3 separate regions of the Homo sapiens genome follow, and all the other regions are linked to region 3. The links are chromatin contacts, found by Hi-C or POLR2A ChIA-PET in ENCODE. All regions are on one chromosome and are shown on one strand. Each heading gives the region's core, a stretch centred on a gene start or an enhancer-like site at or near the end of the contact. The rest is flanking DNA. Distances are from core to core; before and after follow the strand shown.

The links. Hi-C counts contacts between places; a loop is a spot of excess contacts on that map. ChIA-PET counts read pairs that join two places held with the same protein, here RNA polymerase II (POLR2A). Pooled maps may share reads with other maps.
Region 1: a loop to region 3 is called in a pooled map, with 12 times the contacts of the local background. The contact joins the promoter of NAA40 here to the promoter of RASGRP2 in region 3. A Hi-C loop is called at or near these places in 5 of 50 pooled maps.
Region 2: a pooled map shows a loop between it and region 3 (5-fold over the local background). The contact joins the promoter of SLC25A45 here to the promoter of RASGRP2 in region 3. A Hi-C loop is called at or near these places in 1 of 50 pooled maps. POLR2A ChIA-PET finds 5 or more read pairs at or near these places in 2 of 52 experiments (B cell and Caco-2).

Annotation. Positions count from the first base shown.
Region 1 is chr11:63,936,539-63,941,249 of GRCh38, forward strand. NAA40 (N-alpha-acetyltransferase 40, NatD catalytic subunit) reads left to right here and starts at 2,464. Exons shown (of 8, transcript NM_024771.4): 1 at 2,464-2,564. The coding sequence starts at 2,559. RefSeq lists enhancers at 1,467-1,967, 2,206-2,345 and silencers at 2,066-2,115, 2,376-2,455, 2,385-2,570.
Region 2 is chr11:65,380,975-65,385,335 of GRCh38, forward strand. SLC25A45 (solute carrier family 25 member 45) reads right to left here and starts at 1,672. Exons shown (of 7, transcript NM_182556.4): 1 at 1,512-1,672; 2 at 941-995. The coding sequence starts at 977. It also overlaps a transcript of FRMD8 not described here. RefSeq lists enhancers at 781-1,309, 858-987, 975-2,174, 1,118-1,397, 1,310-1,837 and 4 more and a silencer at 2,804-3,098.
Region 3 is chr11:64,741,591-64,745,865 of GRCh38, forward strand. It overlaps RASGRP2 (RAS guanyl releasing protein 2), which reads right to left and starts at 2,552. Exons shown (of 17, transcript NM_001098671.2): 1 at 2,413-2,552; 2 at 1,204-1,347; 3 at 420-522. The coding sequence starts at 1,276. RefSeq lists silencers at 1,219-1,548, 1,859-1,908, 2,069-2,118, 3,109-3,218, 3,469-3,668.

The DNA of each region.
Region 1 (4,711 bases), core at 1,214-3,713, 810 kb before region 3:
TTTATTTTTCGAGACAGAGTCTCGCTCTGTTGCCCAGGCTGGAGTGCAGTGGCACGATCCTGGCTCACTGCAAGCTCCGCCTTCCGGTTCATGCCATTCTCCTGCCTCAGTCTCCCGAGTAGCTGGGACTACAGGCGCCTGCCACCATGCCCGGCTAATTTTTTTGTATTTTTAGTAGAGATGGGGTTTCATGGTGTTAGCCAGGATGGTCTCGATCTCCTGACCTCGTGATCTGCCTGCCTCGGCCTCCCAAAGTGCTGGGATTACAGGTGTGAGCCACTGCGCCAAGCTTTTATTTATTTTATTTTTTTTTGAGACCGAGTCTGGCTCTGTTACCCAGGCTGGAGTTCAGTGGCGCTATCGGCTCACTGCAACCTTCACCTCCCGGGCTCAAGCAATCCTCTAACCTCAGCCTCCAGAGTAGCTGGGACCACAAGTACACGCCACCACGCCTGGCTAATTTTTTTTTATTTTTAAATTTTTTTGCAGAGACAGGATCTTACTCTGTTGCCCAGGCTGGTCTCAAAGTCGTGAGCTCAAGCAGTCCGCCCATCTCAGCCTCCTAAAGTGTTGGGATTACAGGTGTGAGGCACTGCGCCAGGCCACAACTATAAATCTTGACCTTCCCTGTGCTCTCTCCCTGCTTTTTCTTCCTTCTAGAGCCTGTATCATTTTTTTTTTTTTTTGAGACTCTCTCTGTCGCCCAGGCTGGAGTGCAGTGGCACAATCTCGGCTCACTGCAAGCTCCGCCTCCCGGGTTCACGCCATTCTCCTGCCTCAGCCTCCCGAGTAGCTGGGACTACAGGTGCCCGCCACCCTGCCCGGCTAATTTTTTGTATTTTTTTAGTAGAGACGGGGTTTCGCTGTGTTAGCCAGGATGGTCTCGATCTCCTGACCTCGTGATCCGCCCGCCTCTACCTCCCAAAGTGCTGGGATTACAGGCGTGAGCCACCGCGCCCGGCCGAGCCTGTATCATTTAACTAACTATGTATATTACCTATTTATTTCATCTATTATCGGTCTCCTCCTTCTAGGATACAAGGGTGGTGCCTATTCTGTTTCTTATTGTTGTTTTCCTTGCTGCTTGGAACAGTGCCTAGCATACAGTAGGCACTGGATAAATGTTGTTGAGGCCACCACTGTACTGAGCACTAAAGTTGGAATAATGAGGCTAAGCACAGTGGCTGACGCCTGTAATCCTAGCACTTTGGGAGGCCAAAGTGGGAGGATCGCTTGGGCCCAGGAGTTTGGGACCAGTCTGTGTAACACAGTGAGACCCCATCTCAACAAAAAATAAATAAAAATTGAGCTGCGTATGGTAGTGCACACCTGTAGTCCCAGCTACTCAGGAGGCTGAGGCGGGAGGATCGCTTGAGCCCAGGAGGTCGAGGCTGCAGTGAGCTGTGATTGCACCACTGCACTCCAGCCTGGGCGACCGCGAGACCCTGTCTCTTAAAAAAACAAAAAGATGGAATAATGAGCAAAACCTGAAAAAGTCCATGAAGCTTAAGTGTTGGGCAGCATTTCACTAATTTTCGTCTTGAAGCATTTCACTAATTTTCGCTCCCTACCTGGGGAGCACTAGGAAGTGAAGACTCTGGCTCCACCCCTGGAGATTCTGGGGGAGGTTGGCAGAGGTGTGCACACTGCGGAAGCGCCCCCGGCGGTTTGGATTCGGGTCACGTGCGGGTCACTCCGGTGTGCTGGGGATGGGTTGAAATTAAAACTTTCCGGGATGCCTGGTGTTCACGCTAACAGCACTGTCCACTCTCTCCTAAACAGTGCTTACGTGCCCGTCTCCCCTCTAAACCCTGAGGTGTGGCGCTGAGATGGCACCTCGCTCCTCTCTGTGCCCCCTGGGCTCAGCACCGCGTAGATGCGAGTTAATTTTTATTGAGAACGTGAATGAATGAGGGGGAATGAATGGTTAGAAGACGAATGAATGAGTAACAGGACTCTGGTTAGAAAAGGAATTTCAAGAGTCAAGATCTGGAAGGTGGGAAAGTTTCCAAAGACTTCCGCTACGCGCGCTAGGGCTCTGGAGGGGCAGGTACTTTAGAGGTCGAGACGCGATTGGCCGCCTGGGAAGGTGGCTGTGCCGCCGGCTGCTACGCGCGGGGCCAAGGAGTCGCTGGCCGCAGGGGAGGTGCTGCCAACCACCCGGCCCCCAGCGGCGCGCGACTCACGGCCTGGGTGAGCAGCCAGGCCTGGCGCCGCCGTTGCCATAGTTACAGACGCAGCCCTGCGAGGGGGCGGGCTCTGGCCGCACGTCATTCCCGGCGCGACGCTCCTCCGCGCTCCCGCCTCCTCCTGGTCGGAGACCCTCGGCCAGCCTAGCGGGCGCTCCACCTGCGCGCCGGCTCACCGCTGCCCTGCGCCGGTTCTGCGCCGGCGCGGTACGAGGGCGCGCGGTTGGGCGGGGGGGGGGGGGGAAGCTGCGAGGCGCATGCGCGTTGCAGGGCCGTCCGCTCTGCTGCCGCCGCTGTTGCAGCCACCGCCGTTGCCGCCTCCCTGCCGGCAAGTGTGTGAAGAAGAAGCTGAGCGTTGTCGCCGCCGCTATGGGGGTGAGTGAGGCAGAGAGAGGAGATGGGAGGTCCAGGGGCGCTCCTCGCTACCCTCGCCCCCTTTGTTCTTAAACCCCCCTCTCACGTGACCCCGACCCCCTCCAGCCTCACGTGACCCCTGACCCCCACATGACCCGACTCCCCCATTCTAAGGGTCCCTACGCTAGGCCTAGCCCGGGAATCCTCTGGAGAGCCCCTGGTCCGGGGCCCCACCCCCTCGGCGCCCCCAGCGTCACGCCCGCCCCTTCCTGCTTCGCGGACCCGTTACTGGCCTCCCCACCACCGTCCCCCGCGGGGACCCTGGGGTTAGCTTCCCGCTCCCCCAGGGTCACTCATCACCTGGCTGTCACCAGCTTCGTCGCTTTTCACATCCGAGGTCAACCCTGGCTTGGAGGGAATTGAGGCCCAGAGGAAAGAAGGCGCCTAGCCAAGGTCATATTGTCGGGGGCGTCAGACCCCACCTTGGGCCTCCCGAATCCCAGTCCACTGCCCTTCCCGTTACTCGAGTCTCAGCGAAGCCGGTTCCCCTACACTCTTTCGAAACCTCTCCACCAGGTTCCTGCTGCTCCTGATAAACACAGCCTTCCTTTCCCATAGACTCCTGCCTTCGACGCCTCCTGGTTGCAATGAAATGGTTCTTACGACCGCTTGGGTTGTTAGGGGTTTTGGTAGTGCAGGTGTTTTTTGCAAGGGGAGGGCTGTGCAGGTGTGCGGGGAAGATGCGGGGAGGCGGGGGCGGCGGCCCAGCCGCGGATGGATATTGACCACTTGTTCCGTGCCGGCAGCCTGGAGGTGCATTTTAGTTTACTTTCCCGGGATATAGGGTAGGGCAGAAGTTATTTGCAAGTTTCTGTGCGTTCACCTTACTAAGTCTCAATTACAGCAGTATCAGTCACCCTCCTAAAAAGATAACGCTTTTCCTAGTATTGGCTGTATTCTTTTTTTTTTTTTTTTTTTTTTTTTTTGATATGGAGTTTTGCTCTTGTCGCCGAAGCTGGAGTGCAATGGCGCGATCTCGGCTCACTGCATCCTCCTTCTTCTGGGTTCAAGCGGTTCTCCTGCCTCAGCCTCCCCAGCAGCTGGGATTACAGGCGCCCGCTACTATGCCCGGCTCATTTTTGTATTTTTAGTAGAGACAGGGTTTCACCACGTTGGCCAGGCTGGTCTCGAACTCCTGACCTCGTGATTCACCCGCCTAGGCCTCCCAAAGTGCTGGGATTACAGGCGTGAGCCACCACACAGGCCTATATTAGTATTTACATGGAATTTCCATCACCTTAAGGGAACCCTGACTTTGGAGCCCGAGGTACCTCACTTCCAGCCCCGTCTTCGCTGCTGGTGGTATAATAGTGTGCCAGTGAGTTGGCCTTTATGTGTTTGAATTTCCTCACCTCTGTAATTGGGATGCTAATACCTCCCCCTTAGGGTAGTAGTGAAGATTAAGTGAGATAATGGATGTAGATTGCTAAGGAGGTGTCTCCTAAGTAGTGGCTGTTATTTTTGTCTGTATCCTCAGCCTTAACTTTACTGATCTAAAATGGATTTGTGCTATTTTTAACCCATTGGGTTTGTCCCTACTGTTGTTAACCTAGTTTTTTTTTTTCCCGTCACTCCACTATTTATCGACTGAACAAATCAACTTATTAGACAAAAATAGTTGTCTAATCCGTGTCAAAACAGTCATCGTGTTTTAACAAATAGTTTTGGGTATTACGTACTTCATATGTAGAAAACCAAGTCTAGAGACCTTAGGCATATTTAACCTAAATTTTGGTGAAAGGTCCTAGACACAGCCATTGTTGAAACTAAATGAAACCTGTGTCCCTTAGTAACTGTCTAACCAGAAGCAGCCACTGCGGATTAAGCAGAAAACAAGAAGTGTAACATGCCGTTCTAGTTCAACACTTCCTCGTTGGTTGGACTGAAATAGCAGGCCCTCAACACCATAAGACAGGGTGAAGGAAAAAAGAAATATGCCCCAGAGATTCTGCGATCCTTGCTTCCTTTAGGGCCTCAATCTTATACTTTACAGATGTGTTTCTCACATGAGACCCTACAAAGTCTCTTCTGGCCTAAAATTGACAGTAAGAGAGACTTGAATTCTCCTCCCTGAAACAGCTGGAACCGTCTCATCACCCTCATTCCAC
Region 2 (4,361 bases), core at 422-2,921, 640 kb after region 3:
GGGTGCTCACCTGGCTCTCCCGCCCTCTGCAGGTGTCAGGCAGAGTGGCCTTGGAAGGCAGAGGCAGCACCCTCCCACCTGTGCCTTCCTCTCTTCTTCCCATCGGCCACTCCCCAGAGGACTGGGGACAGCTGGCTCTGGGGTGCTCCACGGAACCCAGACTTTTTTTTTTTGACACAGGGTCTTGCTGGTGTTGTCCAGGCTGGAGTGCAGTGGCATGATCATGGCTCATTGCAGCTTCAACCTCCTGAGCTTAAGGGCTCCTTCCACCTCAGCCTCTGGAGTAGTTGGGACCACAGGCGTGCGCCACCGCGCCTGGCTAATTTTTGTATTTTTAGTAGAGACGGGGTTTCACCATGTTGGCCAGCCTGGTCTCGAAATCTTGACCTCATGATCCACCTACCTCAGCCTCCCAAAGTGCTGGGCTTACAGGCATGAGCCACCGCGCCCAGCCTCTCATTTCTTATAAAGACAGGGTCTTCCTATGTTGCCCAGGCTGGTCTCAAACTCCTGGCCCCAAGTGATCCTCCTACCTCAGCCTCGCAAAGTGCTGGGATTACAGGTGTGAGCCACCATGCCCTGATTCTTTTTTTTTTTTTTTTTTTTTTTTTGTGGCAGGGTCTCATTCTGTCACCCAGGCTGGAGTGCAGTGGTGCAGTCATAGCTCACTGCAGCCTTGAACTCCTGAGCTCAAGCAATCCTCCTAAGTAGCTGGGACTACAGGTGTGAGCCACCATGCCCAGCTAATTATTTTGATTTTTTTGTAGAGACAGGGGCCTCCCTATGTTGCCCAGACTGGTCTCAAACTCCTGGGCTCAAGTGATCCTCCCGCCAGGCCGGAACTCAGACTTTGGTCTCTGCTCCTCCCATGTCACCCATCTTCCCGAGGAAGTGACCTACCATTGGGTGTGATGTGACAGAAGGAAGAAAAATGTCTCACCAGAGATCCAGCCAGCCACAAATTCCTCCACCGGCATTGTCTGGGCTTGCGGGAACTGGTGGCTCCAGCAGAGGAGACAGAGTTGAATTCCCCCCTCTCCCTCCCCTGGCCCACGCTGATAACCTCCCACTAATGTTTAACCCTGGCGGGAAGGTGAGAATTGGCCTGGTGCCCAGACCTCCGGCAACTGGCAGAGGAGAGCGAGCCAGTTCCGGTGACCCTGGCCACCTGGAGGAGTCGTGCAGAGTACAGTCTCACGGGCCAGGCGTGCCGGGACCACAGAGGCCCTGATCCCCGAGCCCGGCCAATGATCCTCGCTCTGAGGATGGCAACTGGGTTCCTGCCCCATGGTCGGGCCCCTCCAGGGCTGCCTTAGTCAGCAAGAGGCAAGCCCCTGCCTGCCCAGCCAGCCCAGCTCCACTCCCATTCATCTCCACCAAGGGGCATGGCCGCCCCCATGCCACAGAGAGAGGCCGGGTGCGGAGGTAGCGTGGCCACCAGGGGGTAGGCCCAGCCCGCATTTGCCGCTGCGTGGCAGGGTGGGGAGGAGCCACTCCCAGGAGTGACTCACCAGGCCTGGCTGTTCTCTTCAGGGTTGTTTACGACTCCCCCGACTCCCCCGTGTGAGTCAGAAACACAGCCTTCCTCGGCTTCCTCCTTCCCAGGGGAAAGATAGGGGTTTTGATTATTTAAAGTGCGTGTTGATCTGCAATGGCACCATTCTGCTCAGTCAAAACCAAAACCCTTTCAAGGATCTGTGAGCCACAGGGTGCCGCCCATTCTCCTCTGACCTCACGTCCTGCCACCCACCCCCTTGCTTTCTCTGCTGCAGCCACCCGAGCCTCCAGACTCTTCTTCAGTCAGCCTTCTGTCTCCAGGCCTGTGGACTGGCTCTTCCCTCTTCCTGGGCACTCTTGCCCTGGCACCCCTCCAGCTGGGGCTCAAATGTCACCACCTGGGTGAGGTCTGCCCCGCCTCCCCAGCCGGAGGCACTGCTGGCTCTTCCTCTCTTTCTCCATCACAGTTATCACGCCAACATACGATGGGAAGAACTTGTCTGTCTGGACAGGGATCTCTGGGTGTTCTGTGCACAGCGGGTGGCACAGGGTGGGCTCTCAATAAATCCTGAGTGACTGAATGAACGGAAATGTCAGCCAGCAGCATCAGCGGCAGCCTGGGGCTCCAGTTCCCTCTTCCCATCACCAAACGGCCCTGGGAAACATCAAGGCCCAGTGACACCTGCACCCTCCCCTCCAGATCTCCCCGCAGCTCCTAGTCTCCCATGGGGGACGCCCAAGGCCCAGTCCTTCTCTCCCTTCTCCTCTCACTGTGGCCAAGGCAGAACCCACCCACCCCTGCTGCTTTCTCCCGGGTGGACAGATTCGGGAAACAGGACCTCCTACCTCCTGCCTCTGGAGCTGCCTGGGGCTCCTTGGGCCACCCCCAAAGATCATCCTAAAAGACCATCCCCAAAGACTGGCCTCTCGTGGTGGCTTGGGCTGCAGTCCTGGTTCTGCTTCTTATTCCTGAAACTGCCTTTGCAAAAACTATAACTGATACAGGCCAGGCGCAGTGGCTCACGCCTGTAATCCCAGCACTTTGGGAGGCCGAGGCGGAAGGACCACCTGAGGTCAGGAGTTCGAGACCAGCCTGACCAACATAGTGAAACCCCATCTCTACCAAAAATACAAAAATTAGCCGGGTGTGATGACGGGCGCCTGTAGTCCCAGCTACTTGGGATGCTGAGGCAGGAGAATCGCTTGAACCCGAGAGGCAGCTGTTGCAGTGAGCCAAGATCATGCCACTATACTCCAGCCTGGGCAACAGAGCGAGACTCCGTCTCAAAAAAAAAAAACAAACAAACAAACAAAAAAAAAACCCTCCTGTCTCTCGTACAGCCAGCTCTGCATGAATTAAACTCTCCTTATTGCAATTCCCCTGTCTTGACAAATTGGCTCTGTCTAGGCAGAGGGTAAGGTGAACCCAATGGGCGGTTACATTATCTCTCTCAGTGATGTTGAGCAACCTCTTCTGTGGGCCTTGGGGTCTATTATTGTTTGCCAAAGTAGGACAGCAGTCGGGCTAATTGATGTCTAAGCCTCTCAGCTCTAAAGGCTGGAGGCCGCCTCCTCCCTCACTTCAGAATGGGTCTCATTCTCTTTTCCAATCTCACCGCCTCACCCCAGTTTGAGAAAGACCCTCATTCCCACTTCCCTACAGCCTTGCTGAAGGGAAGCCCACCTAAGCATGGCGTCATCTTGTGAATCTCTAGCTCACAACCTCCAAAATGTTCTTACTGTCTAACACGCCTGCCCCATATCTGTCATCCTGGGGTTCAAGGCCTCCCCCATGGTGCCACCCACCTGCTATGCTCTCACACAGCGGGGGTCTTTCCTGGGGTCCTAACCATGCTCGTGCAGTTCCCACTACCTGGAATGCCTTTCCTTCCCCACCATCAGCCTCCCGGACTCTCTCCCAGTGCCCCTCCTTGACTAGACCCGGGTTCTAGCCTCCCCACCACCACCGCAGACACTCCCAGGTGTCAGTCTTTGACATAAAACAGAGATGTGATACTCACCTCTTAGTGAGTTCTAAGGATTAAAGCACTTTAAAAAGTGGCTGGCACGTAAATGGCAACTGCTAATACTTATTTCCACTCTCAGGACGCATGAGAATGACACAGGAAACAGGGGAAAGGGCCTGGCCCAGTGCCCCACACACAGCAAGTGAGCAGAGACTTTTCCTGCCTGTAGCATTTCATAGTTCTTAAGGCAATGCTGTCATCTTCTGTGGTTTTATTTATTTTTTTGGAGACAGAGTCTCACTGTTGTCCAGGCTGGAATACAGTGGCAGGATGGCGCTATCAGAGCTCACTGTGAGCTCACACTCCTGGGCTCCAGCGATCCTCCCACCTCAGGCTCCTGAATGGCTAGGACCACAGATGTGTGCCACCACACCTGGCTAATTTTTGGGTTTTTTACAGATGGCGTCTCACTATGTTCCCCAGGCTGGTCTTGAACTCCTGGCCTCAGGCGATCCTCCTGCCTCGGCCTCCCAAAGTGCTGTGGTTTTAAATGTGCTGTTCTCCTGGGCTTCTTTCTCTTTCCCCTCTTCCTTAACTCACCAATTAAACCACAACAGACACTTTCTGAGGGCAGGGCCACGTCTCCCCTCAGTCTCCATCCCCTGACCTAGCACAAGCCCCGCATCCAGTAAGCATTCAAAACAACACTGAACTCTTCTGCTCCTGCTTCACTCCAGCTGGGTCAAGAGGCCATGGAGATACAGTGTGTCCTGGTCTGAGGGTCCCAGAGCTGAGAACCAGGAAGGAGATGCCTGCCCCCACTGGACACCCTTCCCTGCAGCCCACATCTGAGCTTCCTCAAGTCCTTAAGTCACATTGGCAAGGCAAATGTGATGT
Region 3 (4,275 bases), core at 1,302-3,801:
ACGTTCTAGGGATGGGGCTTGCGCTCTGCGGAGATGCTGGGGGTGAGGCTTGAGCTCTGGGAGGGGTTGGAGGTGGGGGTGGAGGACTAGGTGCTGAGGGAGGCTGAAAGCAAAGCCTGGGCTCTGGGAGAGAGAGATGCACGGGGCGCACCCAAGCCTGAAGCAGGGGCAGGCCCCAGACTCTAGGGAGAAGGAGGGCAAGGCCTCGGCTGGGGACAGAGCCTGGGGACAGGACCGAGTCGCTAGGAGCAAGGAGGGGGCAGAGCCTAGGCCCTAGTTGGAGGCTGGGACGACGCCTGAGCTCTGGGATAAGGAGTGGCCTATACTTAGGAGCGAGGCTCATTCTGCACCTGGGCTGGGCAGAGGGGCTGCGCATGGGCTCCGACGGCGGGGGCCTTGGCAAGGCCGGCGAAGGATATATGTGGAGCAGCTTGGCCGCCAGCTGAGAGGAGGGGATGTACCAGGGGTGCATCATGAGGAACATGCGCACCAGCTGCGGGTCCCGCACCTTCCCGGAGTCATCTGACTCCGAAGGGTCAAAGACAGGTGGCTGAGCTGGGTCCGCAGCTACCATGCCTCATCCTCACCCCGCAACCCGCCAGGTATCGGTCCTTCGGGTGCACGCTCGACCCCGCCCACCTCCTGCTTGCCCAGGACTCCGAGAGCAGGAGGCAAATTAGAGAGGAAAGGTGTGGTGGGCGAGAGATAGGCACGCCCTGAGGACTGGAGGAGGGGAGCGCCCGAGCCGCCCATCGTCCGGAGGGGAACCAGCTGGGGCGGAAGGAGCCTGGGTTCCCCGGGGTCAAGAATCCAGAGGTCATTTCCTGAGCGCTTGGGGGGAAGGGGCACCCCTTCACCAGATAAGCCGCCCCCCATTAGCCGGAAACAGCTCCCAGGCCGGAGATAGCGAGTTCCTCCGGATTCCCCGGGAGACAGATAATGCCCCTCAAGTGTCAGAGTCCGGGACCCGGCCCTCCCTTCGCCGCCGCTGGGGAAGGCTAGAGAAGGGAAACCTCATCTGTCTGAAGGGCGTGCATCTCTCTGCCCTGCGTTGCGGAGGAGGCTTTCGTTAAAGAGACTGCACGCTGCGGAGCAGGGTGGGTCCGGGTCAGGGCTGTGCCCTGGACTGTGCCTGGGAGGCAGGGACCCGGGCTCAGACTCGGGGCTAGGCTCAGGCTCCGTGTGCCCTCCCGAGCCACTCACCGAAGGCTTCGATGCACCCGCGGAGCAGCTCCTCCACCGTGCAGCCCTTGTCCAGGTCCAGGGTGCCTGCCATGGCCGCCGGCGCGGGGTGGGCTGGGCCCAGGCTGCGCTCCGGGAGCCTCCCACCGGGCTCGGACCGAACCCCTGTCCCGGGAGAGGCAGAGCGGGAGTCTGCGGAGTCGCGGGCGGGGGAGCGGCCCCGCGGGCAGAAACGGGGCGGGGCGGGCACGCCCCCTGCTGGACAGGGGCGGAGTTGTCCCCCGCGGCCACTCCCGGGGTTAAACGGTCTGGCCCGGGATGGTGCAACCCGCCAGTTGGGAAACGGACCCGCAGAGAGGCTTCCGGCCCACCCTCGGAGTCGCGGGAAGGCCGAGGGGCTTCACGAGGATGGGGACGAACCAAGATCCCAGGACTGGCTGGCGCCCAGCCCCCCGCAGGGCGCCTTCTCCTCGCGCCCTCTCCCCAGAGGCACCTGCAGCACCCCGCAGCTCGGCTCTGCGCCCCTCCCGCTTCCCTCCCTCCACAGCCTCCCTTCCCCCGCAGGGTTATTTTGGGAACCCAGAGCCTGAGGGGACCTCGGAGGAATTTCTCCCTGGTATGGGAGGTGGGGGGAGAGAACCCAGGCGTCCTGCCCGCCTCGCCCCCTCCCGGGAGCCCAGGAAGGCGAGGCGGGGCTGCGGCAGCCCCCAGGGGGCCTGCCCTAGGGGAGGCGGACTGGATGGGAGAGGAACATTCCTGGGGCGGGGGGAGCCCGCTGCGGCCAGGAGGCGTCAGCGGGAAGCCTGAGCCTGGGAACTGAGCGCTCCCAGGCCACCTCCGCAAAGGTCCCAGGGGTCCCGGCTCAGCTTGTCCACAGGCCCTCTTCCTCCCTATCCCCGGCTCCTGACCCTGGCCCCGGCCCCGCACAGGCGAACTGTGAGCGCGCACGGAGCAGGGTGTCCAGAGGGGGGCGCTCGCGCCAAGGGTGGCCGGTGGGTGCATGACACCATTAGCAACTCCGGTCACTGGCGGGGTCATACGCACCCTGGCAGGGGCAAACACTCCACACCCAAGTTATTCGTCGGAGGCCGGGGACCTAAGTGGAGGTGCAGGCGTCCGCACTTACACGCACCGGGCCACAGGCACCGGCCTCCCATCCTCCGTCTCTCACACACAATGGCACCCACACCCTGTGCACACCTGCACGAAGAAACCCTCAGGCACACATACCCAGCTCGTCCACCCCAGAATGCAAACCCGCGGACGAGGTCGCCTCCTGGACGTGCTGTTCACTTGAGCCAGGCCAGCCTTGAGTCCCGCGGCCACACAGGCGCTGACATCCTCACACGTGTGCACACACGCAAGGCAGTGCCTCTCCACGCATGTACACTCCCACACACATGCACACACCCCCATGGGTGCGCACGCCCATTCCGTCGCCCCCCTCCCATTTGCGGTGCAGGGCCCGCCCTGCGGCCCCAGCTCCCTGACTCCCCTCACTCCCAGATTTTGGCAGAGCCTTGCCCCACGGAAAGGTACCCCGGCCCTACACATACTCACTCCCCCAGGCTGGAGGACAGGGGAGCTCCTGTACGGAGTTCTCAGGCGGACTTTTCCTAAGAGCCACCCAGAGCCGTCCCCGCCTGGCTCTACCGCTTCCTCGTGTGACCTTGAGAATCACTTGGCCTCTGGGAGCCTCAATTTTCTCATCTGCCAAATGGGGGTACGCGGGGGAGGGCCCCGCTGGAAGGTGGCTGGGAAAAGCTGGGTGCACCGTGGAGGTCCTCCGCCCTCCGGGGATCCAGCGCGCCTTAGCTCTCGTGGCCGCTGCCCCCTCTCCCAGACCCGGGCCGCAGACTCCCCACCCGCTCGCCGCCCCCAGCCCGCCCGCGCCGCCCTGGGCGGGGGGGGAGTCGCTGGGGGCCGCGCCCTCCTTCGCCTGGCGCCCCGCCCGCGCTCGCCCACTCACTCTTGGGACCTGCCGCAAGGAGCCCGCACCGGCCTGGCCGACCCCACCTCCGTGCGCTCCCGCCCGCCGGCCTCGCTGCGGCTGCGGCTCCCGCCCGCTCTCCACGCCGCGGCCCCGCTCCCCGCCGCCCCGCCCCCGCCCCCGCGCCAGGCTGCCCCCTCCCCCCTCCGCCCCTGCGCGGAGCTCCGCACCGCCGGCTGCGCCACCCCCACCGGGGGCTCCCTCTCGCCCCGCACGCGGCGGTCCCTGCGGCAGCTTAACCCCTCCCCTGCCGCGCCGCCCGGGAGGCCAGGGCCGCGGGCGGGGGGCTGCGCCACTAGCTGCCCCGAGGGCGGGCGACCGGAGGCCCCGCCGCCCGGGACGCGGAGGGGGGACCGAAACGAAGAGCCCCTCCCCCAACCGCGGACGCCCCAGTGCCCCCCGCCCTGCCTGGGTGTCGGGCGGAGGAAGCCGGGAGGGGCAGGAAGCGGACTGCGGTGGGGAAGGGGCGCCCCGCCCAGCCCCCAGCTCGGGTTCCTGTTTTCGAGACAAACCGTTCCCATGGGGCTAACCCGGCCCGGGACCGGGCGTCTTCCTGCAGGCAGCGGGTGGCACAGGCCTAGTGGAGGTCGGGGGCGTGGGGACAGCTGGTCCTTGAGATAGTCTGGGGGATGGGCTAGGACAAGATGGGAATATTTTGGGGAGAGGGACCTGTGGGGAGCGAGGAATGAAATCGTGGCTATCTGGAGACGCGGCCTTGATGTCTGGGAATGGGGGCGGGGGGCCCAGTTCACACAGGAGGAACGGGGCCCCGGAAGCCTGGCTCCCCACAGGGTCGAATGGAAAGGGGCAGCCGCATGTGGCGGTGGGTTCTCCGCAGCTCGGAGACTGGAGACCTGGATGCCTGGCCAACAGGGAGGAACTTGGGAGGGGCAGCCGCAGGCGGTTGGGGTCCCCACTAGCCGGGCCTAGGAGAGCGGGTAACGGTTTCCGACCATTTGGCTTCAGACACACTCACTGTGAAACCACCGACCCCAAACCTCCCTTCCGAGGCGTGCCCCTCCCAGCCTTGGGGCGGGGGATCCAGGACCGCCCCCGCACCTCAGTCTTGGTAATGTAAGACTTAGAAACAGGACCTTTCTGTT